Linked DNA regions of Homo sapiens: region 2 is linked to region 1. Evidence: chromatin loops called from intact Hi-C (ENCODE). Cell type or tissue: CD4-positive, alpha-beta T cell. All regions are shown on one strand. Links, peaks and the distances in the headings refer to the core of each region. The heading gives the core; the rest is flanking DNA. Region 1 holds the start of LOC105374615 (a long non-coding RNA gene). Region 2 overlaps EML6 (EMAP like 6).

Region 1 (8,918 bases), core at 335-8,334:
CATTTAGGCTCTCTGGGAATGGTGAATATTCAAAGCTGACTACTTATTTTGCAGGATTCTTTTTGTAGGGACTCAGAGCTTCACCCCACTTGGAATTCTTGACTGCTGCTCCCTTGTTAGGCTATGCCAGTTCTCTCTACAGCCGTATCCCAGCTTCTGTATTAAGTGCCCCATCCCAGCTTCTGTATTAAATGCTACACCTCCAACCTCTTTCTGCTGAAAGAGACTAGCCCCCAGCAAGAAGGCCATCTGGGTGGGATCCATTTTAAACTGACCACAGGACCACATCCCTCCCTCCCATCATATCTAGTTATGGAGGCTCATATCTCTGCCCTACCAGTGATAGAAGTCACAGATTGCTCTGAACTCAACCACCTCTCTTTGCTCTGCTTGGCAGTCATTTTTCAGACATCTCCAGCCACAGCCTTTCCTCTTTCCTTTCCTCAGGTATCGGTCAACGTGTCTTTCTAGCTCCAAGGAGTAAACACCGAGTTCTCAGAGAGGTTTTCTTAAAGACTGTCTCACTGAGCTTGGGGTGATGGGGCGACACCTTGCTTCTCTCTCCCACGGTGGGAGGGAAAAAAGCCACAGTTCCCTACTGCATTTCCCCAAAGAAATACTCTGGATCCTGAGGTGGGTGTTGGACTAAAAATCTTAAAACTCTTTTAAAATGCCCCTTTTGCACAACACAGGGAGTTTAGCACCTCATCTCAAAATGTAGCTATAACTATGGTTTTGTTTTCAGTCCCAGGTCTCAGCTAAAGCAGAGATAAAAGTCCTGTTTTTCAAATCAACAGAATTCAATACATATACCTTGTTTGGATCCTGATTTGAGTACGTAAACTTGAACAAGACATTTTTTAGACCATTGGGGAACTTTGAATGTAGGCTGACTACTAAACATTACAGAATCATCATTAACTTTGTCACTGTGATAACGGCATCGTGGGTATATTCTTTAAAGGCCTTATCTGTTAGAGGCATGTACTGAAATACATAAGGGTACTATGATATAATATTTGGCGCTTGATTTAAAATCCTCAGGGTTGGCAGGTAGGACAGTTTAGATAGAATAAACTTGGAAATGGTGACAGTTTTGAAGCTGGGTCTTGGGTAGATGGGGATTCATTATACTATTCTCTAATTTTGTGTGTGTTTAAAATGCTTACGTGAAGTTTAAAAATAAAATTAAAAATTGAAGAGAATATAATTTAATTCTACGAAATGCCTGACTAGTAATCCTCAAAACTGTCAAGGTCATCAGAAACAGAGAAAGCCTGAGAAGCATCTACCAGGAGCCTAAGGAGACCTGATGACTAGATGCAATGTTAGTATCCTTGGTGGGATCGTGGGACAGAAAAAGAACTTGAGGTGAAAACTGAGGACATCTGAATAAAGTACAAACTTTAGTTAATAATGAGATATTGATATTGGTTCATTAATTGCAACAAATATACCATTTATCATTAACAATGGTAGAAAATACTATTTATTAATATTAAGATATTAATAATAGGGTAACTGAATGTGGGGCATATGGGAACTCTACTATATTCACAATAATTTTTTTAATCAACAACTATTCTAAAATTAAAATTTTACTTTCTGAAAGTTTATTTTAGTATCCTATTATATGTTTTCATAATAACATTTCAAAATAATTTCTCAATGTGGTGCATGAGCAGATTCACCATTTCAGTATACAGGCATATAATTTTTTTTATTTTTAAATTTATGTTTTATCTCAATAGGTTTGGGGGAACATGTGATGTTTGGTTACATGAATAAGTTCTTTAGTGGTGATTTCTGAGATTTTGGTGCACCCATCCCTCAAGCAGTGTACGCTGTACCCAATATGCAGTTTTTTTATCCCTCACCCCCTCCCACCCTTTCCCCCGAGTATCCAAAGTCCACTGTGTCATTTTTATGCCTTTGCATCCTCATAGCTTAGCTTCCACTTATCAGTGAGAACATACGATATTTAGTTTTCTATTCCTGGGTTACTTCACTTAGAACGATAGTTTCCAGTTCCATCCAGGTTGCTGTGAATGCCATTATTTCATTTCTTTTTATGGCTGAGTAGTATTCCATGGTATATGTGCATATATATGTATACCACATTTTCTTTATCTACTCATTGATTGATGGGCGTTTGGGCTGGTTCCATATTTTTGCAATTGTGAATTGTGGGCATATAATTTAAATTTCGAGGCAACCCTGAAGTCATGCTCAGGCATAGATAGGACCAAACAGTTAACTTTCAAAGCACTAAAGCATATCTGAACTGGCATAAAGAAGAACAAGTAGATAATCAAATATACTAAAACCTTTATTAATGAAAAGAATGTATTACAGAAATAGTTCATTTCCAGAGGAAGAAATAATATAAAATGCAAAAGAATATATCTAGAAGTAAGGAAAAGTAAAGGAAAATATCATTATAATTAGCATTGAGTCCTTTAGAAAACAGGAAGTAGGCATCTGAAGGTATTGAGTGAGAAAAAGGTAAAGTTAATATTACATCAGGAGGCAACTAATCACAGATGCCACTGCTTGGACACACCAAGGAGGCAAAAAATGGCAAAGTCAGATTTTGAACAGAGTGTGCCCAGACTATGAGCTATCACAACAAGACAGGGAAGGCGAAAAAGGGCCAGCCACCAACTCGGGGGAAAAAGGGCCAGCCACCAGCTCAGACAAAAAGTAGGCAACACAGACCCCTCCCTTCCTAATATCCCCCAGGCGTGGACTTCAGCTGGTATCAGGTTTGCTTTTCCTATGGAAGCAAGGAGCCTATCCGGGGAAGAGATTCGTCCTGATTTCTTCTTAGTTCACACACACTTAAACTCCCGAAAGGGCTTGACTCAGATTTACCCGCAGGTCTGGGCTAGTGTGACAACAAGGGCCTTCGTGTCTTTAAAATAACTCATCTACTTCATGATGTCCTTGGTGAAACAGTGGATTGGTACACACATCCATTGCAATCTCTTTCTAGCTGGACTTTCTGTTTCTGTAGGGCTGGGAAGTTTAAAGCTACAAACCCTGGACATTCTTGCAATTAAGATTCCTCATGTGATAGAGTTTCCACCAGCAGAATTAAAATTGTAGATGTGGAGGGAGGGTATGAGTGAGGCAGGGGCCATCTGCTGCTGGTTCTGTGATAAGCACAGTCGCGGAGGAGTTTAGTTATTCTGTGCCATTGTTAACTGACTGTTCACTGGCTTGTGGGGCACCAAGAGGCAGGGCACAGGACATCTGTTTTACTAATTAATATCATAGCAAGCTTGGCGGGTCCCGGAGTGGCAGCTTTTTGGATGTGGCAGTTTCCAGAGCATGGCAGCTTCTGATGATGGCAGGGGATGCATTGTTTTGAATCCAGCAGCTATAGCAACAACTTCCCAATTCAGCAAATGGTTTCCTATTGCAGGATCAGTAGATCCCTTGATGGCCCAGTTCTGCAGTAAAAGTCCATCCTAAAACTTCAGCCTCAAAGTGGATCTCTATCTGATCTCAACATTTGAATTTCCAGGGGAGTTTATGCCCAAAGGTTTTGATTCATTATGTCAGCAATGGATTCCCGAATTGATATTCTAAAAAAGCAACCCAGATGCTTGTGATACGAAGCTCAGATTGAGAGTGAGTGACCAAGAGCCTCTTTCATTAGCCCTGCCAACAACTTCATAAGCCATTTAATGCCCAGTGTTAAACAATTTCTGTTTAAACTGTCTGGAATGGATTATTTTTTCAGTAACTAAACCTTGACCAGTGCAATGTCTGGGGCAAAATCTTCACAACAGGAATAGAACAAAGGTTAGGCAGAATGAAAGTTCAAATATGCCATCCCTTTCTGTCAATAGAGGAGCATTAAAATTTTCAACACTTACAAAGAGAAGAAATAAAGATTGTAACAAAAAAAAACAAGCTAAGAATAGTAACAAAACCAAGCTTAGAGCTGTTGAAAAATAAATTGCTGTTGAAAGATTATAGAATAAATAAAGGCTTAGGTAGCCTGTATTATGCAAATTAGTCACATCATGCTTATTTATTTTTACTATCTACTTGGTTTGCAGCTATATTATTTTATTTTGGAAAAAAATGATAGAATAACATTAAAAAGAACATGTCTAGCGCTCTAGTTAACCATAATTTCTGGTCTGTTGCTGCCACCTACCATCTACCCAAGGCAAGGCAGTTCCCGTGGGTAGGGTTACTCTTTCAGTCTTCAGGAAGCTAGTGCCACCTAAATGTCTTTCATTTCGGTGACACACTTCTAAAATACTTTTAGGTGCATGCTAAACCCCTAAATGACAGGCTGTTTAATTACTGTTAGTACCCTTCACTCAACAGATGACTTAAGTATTAAAGTATCTTGACCATGAATTACAATTAGATATGGATGTTATAAGAAAAGCAAAATTTGGCCGGGCATGGTGGCTCACGCTTGTAATCCCAACACTTTGGGAGGCCGAGGGGGGGCGGATCACGAGGTCAGGACTTCAAGACCAGCCTGGCCAACACAGTGAAACCCCGTCTCTACTAAAACATACAAAAATTAGCCGGGCTTGGTGGCAGGCACCTATAATCCCAGCTACTCAGGAGGCAGATGCAGGAGAATCGCTTGAACCCAGGAGGCAGAGGTTGCAGTGAGCCGAGATCATGCCATTGTAGCCTCCAGCCTGGGCAACAAGAGCAAGACTCCATCTCAAAAATTTGTCTGGTAAATGTTAGTTGAACTCTTATTATATGAGACATTATGTTGACAGCATATGCATCTACTATATCCTTTAAAATTAGCTTTTCATAAAGACTGTGTGTCTCAGAGATCTCTTGTTAAGTAAATAAGATGGTTTTTACGTGGACATAGGAAGCTTTTTGCAGTATAAAAATATTTCACCTAGAATTATTTACTTTTCATCCTTACTCATAAAATCTGATATTTGTCTGGGAACGGTGGTTCACACCTGTAATCTCTGTGCTTTGGGAGACCAAGGCGGGAGGATCACTTGAGGCCAGCCTGGGCAACCCATCTCTACAAATAAAATAATAATAATAATTTTAAAAATTAAAAAAATTAAATCTTACCTTTAAAAGGTTGATAATAGTGATGAATGCAGTACAGTGTCAATAATTCAGCACTGAAAAACATTTTGCTGATTGACTATATGTGATTTCCTTTTGAGTCCATGAATAGTACATTAACTTACATTTGCAGTGGCATTTTATGATTATTATGACACTTTTATATACCAACTTCCATTTTATATTTACAGGTACAGAACTAAGTAGGACAGGTACTATACTTTAAAGACAAAGAAATAGTCTTAGAACATTTAAAGGATTGAACCCCATCTAGAATCCGGCCTTTTGCGGAAAAATTCAGTGTTCTTTCCACTCTGCCACACTGCCTTCAACAGTCTTTCATTCACTCATTCAACAGATGTTTACTGAATACCCAGTATGTGCCATGTGTAGGTGCTGGGGAGAAGGTGATGTTTTATTTATTAATAGGGTCCAGGCGCAATGGCTCATGCCTGTAATCTCAGCAATTTGGGGGCCTGAGGCAGGAGGATCGCTTGAGCCCAGGAGTTAGAGACCAGCCCGGGCAACATGGCAAAACCCTTCTCCACAAAAAATACAAAAATTAGCCAGACATGGTGGTTTGGCTGTAGTTCCAGCTACTCGGGAGGCTGCACCTGTAGTCCCAGCTACTTGGGAGGCTGAGGTGGGAGAATCACTTGAGCTAGGGAGGTAAGCCATGATCATGCCACTGTACTCTAGCCTGGGCAATAAAACGAGACCCTGCCTCAAAAATAAATAAATAAATAAATTTAAAAAATTTAGAGATGGGGGTAGATTAGGGCTTAGAGAGGTTGTCTGGGAAGGTCTCTGGGGAAGTGATCGCTGAAGAATGGATAAGAAGAAACCAAGAAGAAAGGTGGGAGAACTTAATCCACGCAGAGGGAATAGCATGTAGAAAGCTCGAGTTTCCCAAGTAGGAGAAACTGAAAGAAGCCCAGTGTGGCTGCTGCATTATAAAATATGAGATGGTGGCATTAAATACAGCTTTCAGTCAAGGCAAGGAGAAAGGTCATGCCAGGCTGTGGAAGCCACGGTGGAGTCTGGTTCCTGTTCCAAGTACAGTGGGAAGCCGGGGAAGAGTGCTCAGGCTCTATGTTGCATGCTGCAAATCAGAAGTTTTCCTGGGGGGAAATTTCCTGAATTGTTTTCAACAAAATAGTATTCAAAAAACATCTGAATATTTCCCCAAAAATATCTTCCAGAGACCACTAGATAGTTTGCTAACAATTGTGTAGGCTTCGAAGGGAATACCTGAATTATACCCCATGCCTCAGCTTGTAACACAGTGTTACACTGTGGACACAGTTATCCTCTAAGACCTGACTAGACCCCACTTTTTGTGCAATCCCCTATCAGCCTTTTTTGTCTAGTTGCACATTATGTTCACTTGGGGAACTTGGGGAGTGTTCTTCCCATCTCCAGAAATTTTAATGTAATTAATATGGTGCTGGGCCAGCCATCAGCAGTTGTTAAAAAGCTTCTCAGGTAGTTCTACTGTTTAGCCAGGGTTGAGGATTGCTGATCTGAGGGATTGTGATAAATGACTTTTATGTAATACTTTCTCATTGTCAAAGTGATTTTTGTCAAGTGTAGAATACTCAGACTAACATAAGACTAAAACAGTAGCCTGTAAGGTGACTGTTTATTTGGTGTATCACTCAGGCTCCAGAGTTCTGTATCTAGCAGTTTGGTAAAATCTAACTACATCAAAAATGTCTACTTAACAAAACCTGGAAAAGTTCTTTACAAAGGTGACAAAAGGACTTGAGCTACATGACTAAGCTTGCCCTTTTATGGTTATCCATTTTACTACACACCAATTTTAAAATAAATATATAATACACTATAATACCAAAGGTACATAGTGGGAGGCTCTGATAATTTCCACTTCTTCCTCATGAAGGAATTTATGAACACTTAGTCATTATAATCAAAGAATACTTTCTTTTCTCATCCTATCTTGATTCTGTTCTCCAAGACTACTGATCATCATCCATGCATCAATGTACTCTTGTCCCACACCAGGCAGCATCAGTATATATCTCCCATCAGAATCCTAATTCTACATGCCAGATGTTCTTAATCTGTACATTTGGAACAGCTCGAAGTTCATTTTAAGTACCAAGTCTCTACCGCCAATAGAGGCAGTACCCACAGTTACACTCAGGAAAATACTGGCTGCCTGCTTTCTTGTTCAACCTGGGGCTGGCTTTGGTCTGTTTAGCTTAGCCTTGCAGCACTCTCTCTAACCTGCAGGATCTGACTGGCATCTGTATTCAGTGTAGCTGCAGGCATTTCCTCTGCCTGCTGCATGACCTGGCCGGCTAGGGCAAAGGGTGGGGAAGGGGAGGGGCTTATTCTGCTCTATTTGGCTACAGAGCAACATCAAGCTGCATATGAATCACTCATAGTACTCCCTGTGGGATACCATTAAAGATCCTCTGATATTTAATGCTCAGAACACTATTCTCTAATATTTCCTATTCACTTTCTTGAGCTCTATATTTTCAAATAAATAAATCATATTTCATAGTCATAAACATGTTAGAAGAATAGGAAGAAAATCAATGGCCCATTTTACAGATGAGAAAACTGGGCCACAGAAGTTAAATCAGAGTAATAACTAAGCCATACAACTATTTAGTGTTTAGAATGAGGATGAGTAAAAGCATAATACCCATTGCATGGATCTATGTGTAATTTAAAACAGTAATCTTGAATAAAAATGTAAATAACAAAGTTAGGAAGCAAATGACAAACTGGAAAAAAAACATTTCCAGCATGCAAAACTGAAAGGAATTAAGACCAAGGTTAAGATGTTAGGAACACCTTAAAAGCACTGTCCTAACAGCAAAATGGACAGATAACTCATAAAAACCCAAATGCAAATGATCAACAGATATCTGAAATAATGTTTATGAATGAATGTGAAATAAAACAATGATGTGGTGGACATGTGTTGCTTTTATCTATGCATTATTCCTTCTCCCCAACTTTTGATAGAAAACTTCTTTCTCACACACTCCAACATGTGGTTGTGGGAGAGCTGATGATACTTGTAATATAAATTTTTTCTTTTGCTGGCACAGTATCCACTCTTTTTTTGTCTTTTACAAACCCTCTTTCTCCCCTATTAGTCCTTGTGATTTTAGGGGAGCTAATGCCTTCCCTTACCCTTGTGCAGGGGTGGCATATAACCCAATCCTAACTCATCAGATTTTTTTATACCTCTGCTACAATGAGAGGTAGGGATGGACACAATTTGGAAACCAGGCCAACCAAAGTCTTCCTTCCTCAGAACCTTTGTGGGACCCATTAGAAATGAGGTATTCCCTTTGAGACCCATGAGACTGCTGAATCATTTAACCCTGGAGCTATCAGGAATCATTTTGCCAACAGGCAAGAGAGAAAGCCTGCCTCAGAATGAAGCCAACAAAGAGGAGAGCAGGGCAAAAGATAAAAAGCAAGTCCTGATGATATTGTTTGAGCCCCTGTTCCTGAAAGAAGAACTCTCAACTAGACTTCTCAGTTGCATGAGCCAATATATTCTTTTTTTTTTTTTTTTTTTTTTTTTTTTTTTTTTTTGGCTTAAGCCAGCTTAAATTGGGTTTCTATCATGGCACTTAAATGAGCTCTGATTAATGTAGGATTAAATCAGAGACAACAAAGATGTCTCGTTCCTCTAGACCTCCTTAGCTAAGATGATATAAGCCTAGACCTCCTTGCAACCATGCCTCCCTCCTTAGAAAAAAGTGTCTGCAATAGAAGAGGAATGAGGGATAGCACTTTCTGTGACATCATTTGAGTTCTTGAATCAATCAACCCTGAGGCCAGCACCC
Region 2 (8,918 bases), core at 646-8,645, 730 kb before region 1:
TGCTAGAAGGCGGTCTGCTTTCCAGCACACGCTCCGGATAGAGAGGCCTGACAAAAATAAGTAAAACAAAAGCAAATCTTCACACTATTCACACACACACACACACACACACACACACACACACACACAAAACCCTAAAGTAAATGCCCTTTAACCAGGATACCATCAAATGTGACACATCTTAAAGACTCTTGGAGGCAGAGAATCAACTCTGCCACCATTCTTTGTGCTTTTTTTTTTTTTTTTTTTGAGATGGAGTCTTGCTCTGTCACCCAGACTATAGAGTGCAGTGGCCCGATCTCAGCTCACTGCAGCCTCCGCCTCCCGGGTTCACGCCATTCTCCTGCCTCAGCCTCCCAAGTAGCTGGGACTACAGATGCCCACCACCACACCCGGCTAATTTTTGTATTTTTAGTGGAGACGGGGTTTCACCGTGTTAGCCAGGATGGTCTCGATCTCCTGACCTCGTGATCCGCCCGCCTCGGACTCCCAAAGTGCTGGGTTTACAGGCATGAGCCACCACGCCCAGCCCATTCTGTGTTATTTTCTTACAAGCGCTGGATGTTTCCTCCACCCCTTGTAATCTAGTTTGCAAAAGAGTGGCTGCTTTTCCTTGACTTAGGATAACTATGTGTTTCTACAGCAGGATTGTTTGTTTTTATTTTTTAGAGACAAGGTCTCACTCTGTTGCCCAGGCTGGAGTGTGGTAGCACTGTAGCTCACTGAAGCCTCGACTTCCGGGGCTCAAAGTAATCCTCCTGCTTCACCCTCCCAAGTAACTGGGACTACAGGTGTGCAACACCATGCCTAGACTAGTTTTTTTTCTTTCTAGAGACAAGGTCTTGCTATGTGGTGCCCAGGCTGGTCTTAAACAGTAGAATGTATTTTAAATACTATATCATCAAGTAAATATAAGATGATAAATTGGTCTTCATGAAAACCTAACCTTCAGAATAATTTCCTTCAGATTTGCTATCAGAGAAGAATCAGTTCAACCTTTAGGAATAACATTGTGTTAAAATTATACGTGGGTGACACTACAGAACAGCTGATGATCATATTAAACAAGTTTAATACATATTTGATCAGAATCTAGATATATCCTACGGAATAAACAGATGCACCATGTCTCAGAAATATGCAAATGAAACTCCAATTTCAATCTCAAAATACCATCAAACATTTATCAGTGAAAATACTATTCTTCACCGACTTAATTTATGGAATCTTCTCCACAAGCCTCTTCTCCAAAAGCATAGTACTCCTTTAAAGTCCACACGTCCCTCTCAGTAGTACTATTTCATCCTCCCTAGGCAGGTCCTCACTTGCCTGAGTCTCAGTATCTTGGATTTTTTGCAGTCTGTTCTGTTCCTTACTGGGTTTGTTATTTGTTTAGGCAGTGAGTTTTTGAATCCGAATTAGAAATACAGAAGCAATATCAATTTCCTAAATACTTTAAAACAAGGCCAGGATGTGATGGGCTCCAATTTGCCTCCCCAGCAGGCACTGTGTCTCTGGGATAGAAAGTATCAGACGTTCGAGGACTTGGCCTCTACTCCTGCTCTAGGTCCAGCTGGCTAGACATAGGAGTATTCTTTCCTTGCTGGGGACCAATTTTTCTCCCCTTAAGATATAGACTGTAATTATGGTGACCAAGTAATCTGTCATTCCAATTAGAACGCCTTTAAGAGGCTCTAAAACTAAATTTACATAATACTTTGAAGTATTTGACTAAGGAAGCAGCTTTCTTATGTTGAAAGACCTACTAAATAGTTCTATCAAAGTATTTTCAATTATAACATTCTAAAAACTGTTTACTGCAAAATTAAAAATCTGGGGCAGAGAGATAAATAGGCAGAGTGATGAACAGGCAGAGTATGGAGGATTTTTAGGGCAGTGAAACTATCCTGTAGGATACTATAATGGTGGAGACATGTCATTACACATTTGTCAAAACCCACAGAATATACGCCACCAAGAGTGAACTCTAACATGAACTACGGCATCTGGGTGATAATGACACGTCAAGGTAGCTTCACCCACTGGAACAAATGTACCACTCTGGTGGGGCACATTGATAGTGAGGGAAGCTATGTATGTGTGTTGTGGGTGGGAAGGGGTATATGGTAAGTCTCTCTACATTCTCAATTTTGTTCTGAACCTAAACTGTCCTAAAAAATAAAGTCTATTAAAAAAAAAATGGCAAGGCACGGTGGCTCATGCCTGTAATCCCAACACTTTGGGAGGCTGAGGCAGGCAGATCGCTTGAGGCCAGGAGCTTGAGACCAGCTTGGCCAACATGGTGAAATCCCGTCTCTACTAAAAATAGAAAAATTAGCTGGACATGGTAGCACGCACCTGTATTCCCAGCTACCCGGGTGGCTGAGGCACGAGAATGGCATGAGCCTGGGAGGCGGAGGGACTTGCAGTGAGCTGAGATTGTGCCATTGTACTCCAGCCTGGGCGACAGAGCAAGATTGTCTCAAAAGAAAAAAAAAAAAAAAAAAGCCAAGACAAATACTAAACCAGCTGGGATGCTGGGACAACAGAAGGGGTAATTTGGGGTACGCGGACATCCTAACTATAATCTTGATCTTAATCACTTCACTGTGGTCCCGAGAGGATCCAATGAGATAAATGCATTTATTAAGAGAAAGTAGTTTTTCAAGGCATAAGGCTTTAAACAAATACATGAGATAACTGTCTTTACTCCTTCCTCTGAATTCATTGCTACAGGTCTTGAAATGGTGGGAAAAAGCACACAGGCCGATGTATTATTCCCGCCAGGAGGAGTAGAGACACCCTGGCAACAGTAGTTCAGGGTCAATTAATCAAAATCCTCCACTGCAAACATCAGGATGGGCTTTCAAGGATGGGAAGGACAGATGTATGGTGAAAGCAGTCAGGATGTCATTGCAAGCTGACAGGGCATGCAGCTCAGCTGCAGAGAACCACACGGCCTTGCGCCCATGATCCTGTTGCCACAGCCCCCCCTCCTTGTCCTGATCTCTTTGCCTACCCTTTTCGGGGTTTCATTACCACTCAGGAGTCAACATATTCCCGTTTTCTCCCTGGTGTTTTTCTCAGCTCCTGCAGGGGCTTGGGAGGAGGGGCTGAATTAGTTGTCTCCCTAGCAGGCTTTGCATCATCTACTTTTATTACACAAAGGGTTTAATGCTTTGCTCTTCAGCATCATCAGGAAGGAAGAAGAGTCAGTGATATTTCAACATCAGCAAAAAACAAATAATCTACTTTTACTGTATTTATTGTCTGCTTCCTCTCAGTAGAATAGAAAGGTCTGTGAAGAGAGTTTTATCAGTTTTATTTACTGCTATATCCTCAATACCTGGCACAGTGACTGTCACGTGGTAGATGCTCAATAAAGATTACTGAGCAAATGAAATAAAACATCAAAATCAAATATTTGAGTCCTTGGAGATGCCAAGAAATAAAAGATACCACCCTTGTTACTCAGTAAGAACATTCAAAGATGGGATATATTCATTCCTTTATTTCAGAAATTTTTATTCAGCACTACTCTGTGCCTGACAGTGGAGCTTAACAGTGAACAAGATAGGCCCCTACCGTAATGAAGATTACATTTGAAAAAGGGGCCAGACATATGTAAGCAGATATCCATGCATCAAAAACTAAAGTGATGCAAATGTATATGTGTACCTATATACACATACATTGTATACAGATATAGACATATACATTACATCTTAGTGATACGTTATATATTTTAACTGTTATTGAATATTCAGATCATAGTCCTTTTATAATGCCATTGATTGTTTTAAAGACACGGCCCTTTTCCAGGCAGGTCTGGAATCCATGGCTTCACTGTAAGCATGAACACACCAGTTCTCCCAAGGCCTCCAACAGCATGTCTGGCCTCTCAAGGCCAAATGACTTGAATTTGTCCCAAGGGCCTGGAGCTGTATTTGGTCAAGTATCTATTTATGCTTTATTACAGAAAGGATTTAATGCTGTACTCTTCAGCATTATCAGGAAGCAAAGAGTTAATGATTTTCCAACATCAGCAAAAACTAAATAATCTACTTTTTTACTGTATTTATTGTCCTGCTATTTTTAACCTTATTTGGGGGAATAAATTCAGCAAGGAAAAAAGATTATAATAACCCACAACCTGGAATTAAATATCGACATTAAATATATATCTATATATCCTCTCTTTTAAAAAATTTTAAGAGGCTCAGGAACAAAGACCAAAACCTTCCAACTCAGCCCAGACTAATGAACCAGTCAAGTCACATGGCACTCAGTGTTTTTCAGACCATATCCAGGGAGCTCTTGCATTCCTCAGAAGAGTGCCAGGTTCCTGGCAAGGAGAGGGCCAGGAAATAGGACAGCAAGAGGCGGGAGTTTGAGGATCCCACTGCTGCATTTCCCTTGACACCTCACCATCTCCGATTTCATTTGAAAAAGGGTTCCACTGAACTAACCAACGTAAAGGCGGAGCTTAGCAAGGATTATTTCTGGCTACACATGGGTGGAAGGGAAGAGAACAAGAGAAGGAGTTGCTACATTTTCATTGCTTGCAATATCAACTTAATGAGCTGTGAACATTTTCTCTCAGAGAGCAACTGCGTCTCTCCCTAAGTACTCAGTTCTTTCAACACATCAATTGTCTTTTGTCACATCAGACAAGTCAATCTCATGGCGTCTGTCCACCAGGCAATAGATACAATACCAGGTCACTCTCATTCCTTAGATAACCATTTTAAAAAGGAAGACATCAGTGTGTCAAAAGCTGTATTCATGTTTCCTAATAACATCCCATTGCCATCCTTTTTTAACCTAATTGTTCTTCTGCATGCAAGAGTGGTAAAGAGAACCACACAGTCTCTTCTGGGAACCTTCTGGTGAGACCTTGGTGAATGGCAGATCCCTGACAAAGTTCTGACATTAATTCCCTTCTCCTGTCTATCCAGGCTTAGTTTCTACTTCTGACACAAACCCAGAGAACAGAAATGTAATCATGATGTCCCAGCTGGGCTGACCAAGGCAGCTGCAGCATTAGAAGGCAACGAAGCTGTCTTATACTGCTTTCTATTCTGCTCTGGGAGTCAGAGAAATATAAGCTAGTATTTGGAATATGGTTACAAATCCATCAGTAGTTAAGAGAAACAGGAGAAACCATCCTCATTATTTAAAACCACAGAAGTTCTCTTTCCTGGAGAAATACACATCATTGTTACTTTTGACACTGTGAACTGAAGGCGTTTCACCACACAGATGAGGTGTCCACATTTGGACACCATACCCTGTGCCACTTGTGATGAGAAACGTGGAGCTTGGGCCTATGCTTGGTACAGAGAGCCAGCAGATGGCGGTAGAGAGCAAATCACCCATCTAAACCAAAAAAATCCTCTTATGCCAAGACCAAATCCTCACCAGTCCGTGGCCCTGATTTTATACTCAGACCAGAGAAGAGAAACAGCAACCTTCCAATTCCCTCTGCTACAGTCCTGAAGCCTGGCCATGGGGAGATCTAGTCTGTGAATATCAAATCAGACCTCATTACTAAGGGACATTGCTTATTTTCTACCACTAGTTTATTTTGAACAGTTAAATATATGAACTGGATTTATATACCAGCCGTTGCCAGCTGTGTGACATGGTAAGGTATTTAGTCATTCATATCGTTAGTTCCTCCATCTGTAAAGTGGAGATTATTAGCACTCACACTTCATAGCATTGTGAGAATTCAACACAACAACACATGACCCAGTGTCTGGCACTGAGGAATGAATCAATACATTATGCTATTATTTTAACCCGCGGGTTTTGTGCTAGGTCAGGATCTTTCTATTAAGTTCACATCTCAGCACAGAACAACTTGCTGTATGTGTGGTCACATCCGAGCCCTGTAAGGTGGCAGTGCCAGGAACTATGAAGTGCCCTATGGGCCTTTCCTAGAGTCTTAGTTACTCTGCCTTATCTTACAACTTAGCTTTTGTCATTTGCTATTATAATTTTGATCTGCTGGCACTGCAAACTCACAGAGGAAAAGGCTATGTTCCAGCACACAAAGAGAACAAACCATTTGGGGAAGAAAATGGCCTTTTCTCCCAATTATTTGGTCCAAGAGGGGAAAACTGAAAGCAGGCAGAGGCTCGTATTTAATAGTGTTCTTAAAACCCATGTTCCAAGGCCTGATATGGTAAAGGGCCAGGCATGGTTGTTCCCAACCCTCAATGTACACCAGAATCTACAGAGAGAGCATTTAAAAGACACAGATGCTTGCGCCCCTCCCAGATATTCCTCCCAGTTGGTCTGGACCAGAGCAAGACTTCATTACTTTTAGCTCCCCAGGGCTGAGAACCACTGCCTGCTCAAGCCATTCTCCACCTAGTGTGTTCTTGCATGTCAGATTGTTGAAAATTCAGAGTGCCCAGCAGGTCACCAGCTGATTCTAATGCAGTGGTTCTTCAGTCACATGCTGGCAAACTCTACCCCACTGGATCGGAAAGCCCAAAGATGATGAGCAAATGACAAAAAAGACAGTAGCACCTGTGAGAAGTCGACTTTGAGATAAACAAGCAAGCCCTGCAGGTGGGCAGTAAGGATTCTCACCAACTTAACCAAGCCGTGTGCCCGTGAGTGCCCGTGAGTGCTTAGGAGGTGGCATTATCATTAACCCCATGGACAGCGCCAGGCCCTCAACGGGGCTAGTAAATACGTGCTGAACCGATGAGGAAATAACAGCATAGAAAGTTTGTATTACTTGCCTCAAGTCACAGAGCAAGCTAGCAATAGGGGGAAAAAAAATGAGGATTCAGGCAGTTCAAGTGTGGAGTTAATACCCTTCCCCACAAAGTTATTTCCTGTATCTGTGAATGTATGCCCAGGACATGGTACTGAAGGTGAAACAAGACAAGGTTGTGGCTGTCTCCTGTAAACCTAACCTTATTAAGGATGCAAAACCAGGGAATGCCTTGAGTGCAAGAGGTTAAAAGGTAATAAGAACAAGAGAGAGAGGAAGAGTAATTTCACCCAAACTTAAGAGGGAGTATTGGTAGAGGGTGTGGAAAAGACAGCAGAGATCTTCAAAACCCCCCGCCCTTGCAGCCCCTCAGGAAGGGGTGGCTGAGGCCACCTAGGGAGCCTGGATCCTGGGCACAGGAGCTCTGGGCCTTGCAGGGACTTCTGATGTTCTAAGGGTAATGCTGAAGACAGAGTTTGGAAATGTGAAAGAAATGAAGGAGGAAAGACATGCATCTCCCCAGGGATTCATAAACACCAATGATTTTGGAGCCCAGTGCAAAACAGAAGTGTGGGGCCCCTTGCTAAAAAACGATTAGGAATTCCAAGCAAGTGACAGCAAAGCATGCAACCAACCGCAGGGCCCTCCTGAGTACCAGGCCCTGTGTGACTGCCCAGACCTCAGCCTGAGAAGCCTCCCTGCCAGGGGACCCCCAGGGGAGTTTGAGGATTAAATGGGATCCTGTGTGTAGAGTGTGTACCACAAAGGCCACCACAGAGTGGGCATTCAGCACTGACCCTGAGCTGGGAGAGTCGCAGGGCTGGGGCTGCAGGTCATCCTAAGCGTGGACTGCCTATGACCTGCTGCTCCTGTTCACAAAGGCTCCCTGCCTGAGAATCTCCAGCAGAATTCATAGGAAAGATTTCTTTTTACAAAATCTCTGCTCATTTCAAAACCCACTCCGCAGGATCCAAAATTCTACAGCCACGGGAACTGTGAAAGATACACAAAGCCTAGTGAGATATCAGAAGATGAGAACACATAGCCAAGCCCATGGCCTCCCACCCAGGGAGGAAACCCACCCAGGCTAGCTTTTACATAAGGCTGGCTAAGGAGAGTTATTTACAGAGGAATTACTACAAGCCAGGCCAGCAGCCCTCTGACACCATGTCACACACGGAACTTGCGCACACAGTGACACCACATCTCCTGGCTGCAAATCTGTCTCCAGCTCCTGAGGCTCGGGCCTCTGCAGTGTTCTTCTACCTTCTCAGCAGAACAGTGAGGCTGAAGGGCAAGCCCAGAGAAAAATGGTGGGCACACAGGGAGAGCGGTGACAGAGGCAAGGAGTCAAGAGGTAAGTAATGGAGCCGCCCGCGGGACTGGAGAATAGGATGTGCTTATTTTGCTTCTATCGTAAACAAGGGTGTTCTCAGGTTTGAGAGTTGGTCTTTTGGACGTTCTCTGCAAGGGATCTTAACAACAACACTATCAACATTTGGGGCTGGGTAATTCTTTGTTGTGGTGGCTCTCCTGTCCACTGTAATACTTTTAGCAGCTTCCCTGGCCTCTATCCATAGATGCCAGTCGCAACTCTGCAGTTGCGACAATCAAAAATGTCTCCAGACACTGCCAAATGTCCAAAAAATCACTCCTGGTTGAGAGCTGCTAGACTATCTGACCATCGCAGTACTCAGAGGAGTAAAAACAGTAATAAGCATGAACACTCTGGAACAACCACCTGGGCTCCTACCTCTGATCCTATCCTACCCCAGTCTGCTCTCTGCTCTGGGGCAGGAGAACTAAGTGGAGATCCGATTATGCCACATGCCTGCCTAAACCTCTAAGACCTCCTGTAGTTGGCCCTTGGAGTGCAAGCTTGCATGTCACAGGTTGACACAAAGAAACCAAGTTATCTGTTCCTCCTTCTGCATCCTCATCACTTGCGCTCCTCCACAAGGCTCCACCCTCCAGTCCTATGACACTTTTCATTCACCTGACAGCTACTTCCAGGACTCCAGCACACACTAGGCACGTCCTAAGTGGGTGGGAGGCATCAGTGAACAAAGATCCCTACCTTTGTGGAAACAGACAATAGCCAAGAACATAACACAGAAATTATACTGTATGTTACAAGGTGAAAGGTAAACCCGGGAGAAGGGGATTTGGAATACTTGGAGTGGTA

What was found. Hi-C counts contacts between places; a loop is a spot of excess contacts. Peaks named below come from ENCODE experiments on the same cell type or tissue, not always from the same donor. Only the 100,000 strongest peaks of a DNase experiment are listed, where the experiment ranks them.
Region 2: a loop joins it to region 1, with 36 times the contacts of the local background. A loop is called at or near these places in 53 of 110 quality-filtered maps.

Annotation. Positions count from the first base shown.
Region 1 is chr2:54,102,385-54,111,302 of GRCh38, reverse strand. It overlaps LOC105374615 (a long non-coding RNA gene), which reads right to left and starts at 5,000. Exons shown (of 2, transcript XR_940093.1): 1 at 4,962-5,000; 2 at 2,312-3,590. It also overlaps a transcript of ACYP2 not described here. In CD4-positive, alpha-beta T cell, for the core only: CTCF peaks have their summits at 3,927 and 4,126; DNase peaks (open chromatin) are centred at 4,182 and 7,392.
Region 2 is chr2:54,835,176-54,844,093 of GRCh38, reverse strand. It overlaps EML6 (EMAP like 6), which reads right to left. Exons shown (of 42, transcript NM_001039753.4): 8 at 1-47. Among named protein-coding and RNA genes, the nearest start is that of EML6-AS1, 89 kb to the right of the region's middle. In CD4-positive, alpha-beta T cell, for the core only: CTCF peaks have their summits at 5,133 and 5,333 (motif pointing right); a DNase peak (open chromatin) is centred at 5,333.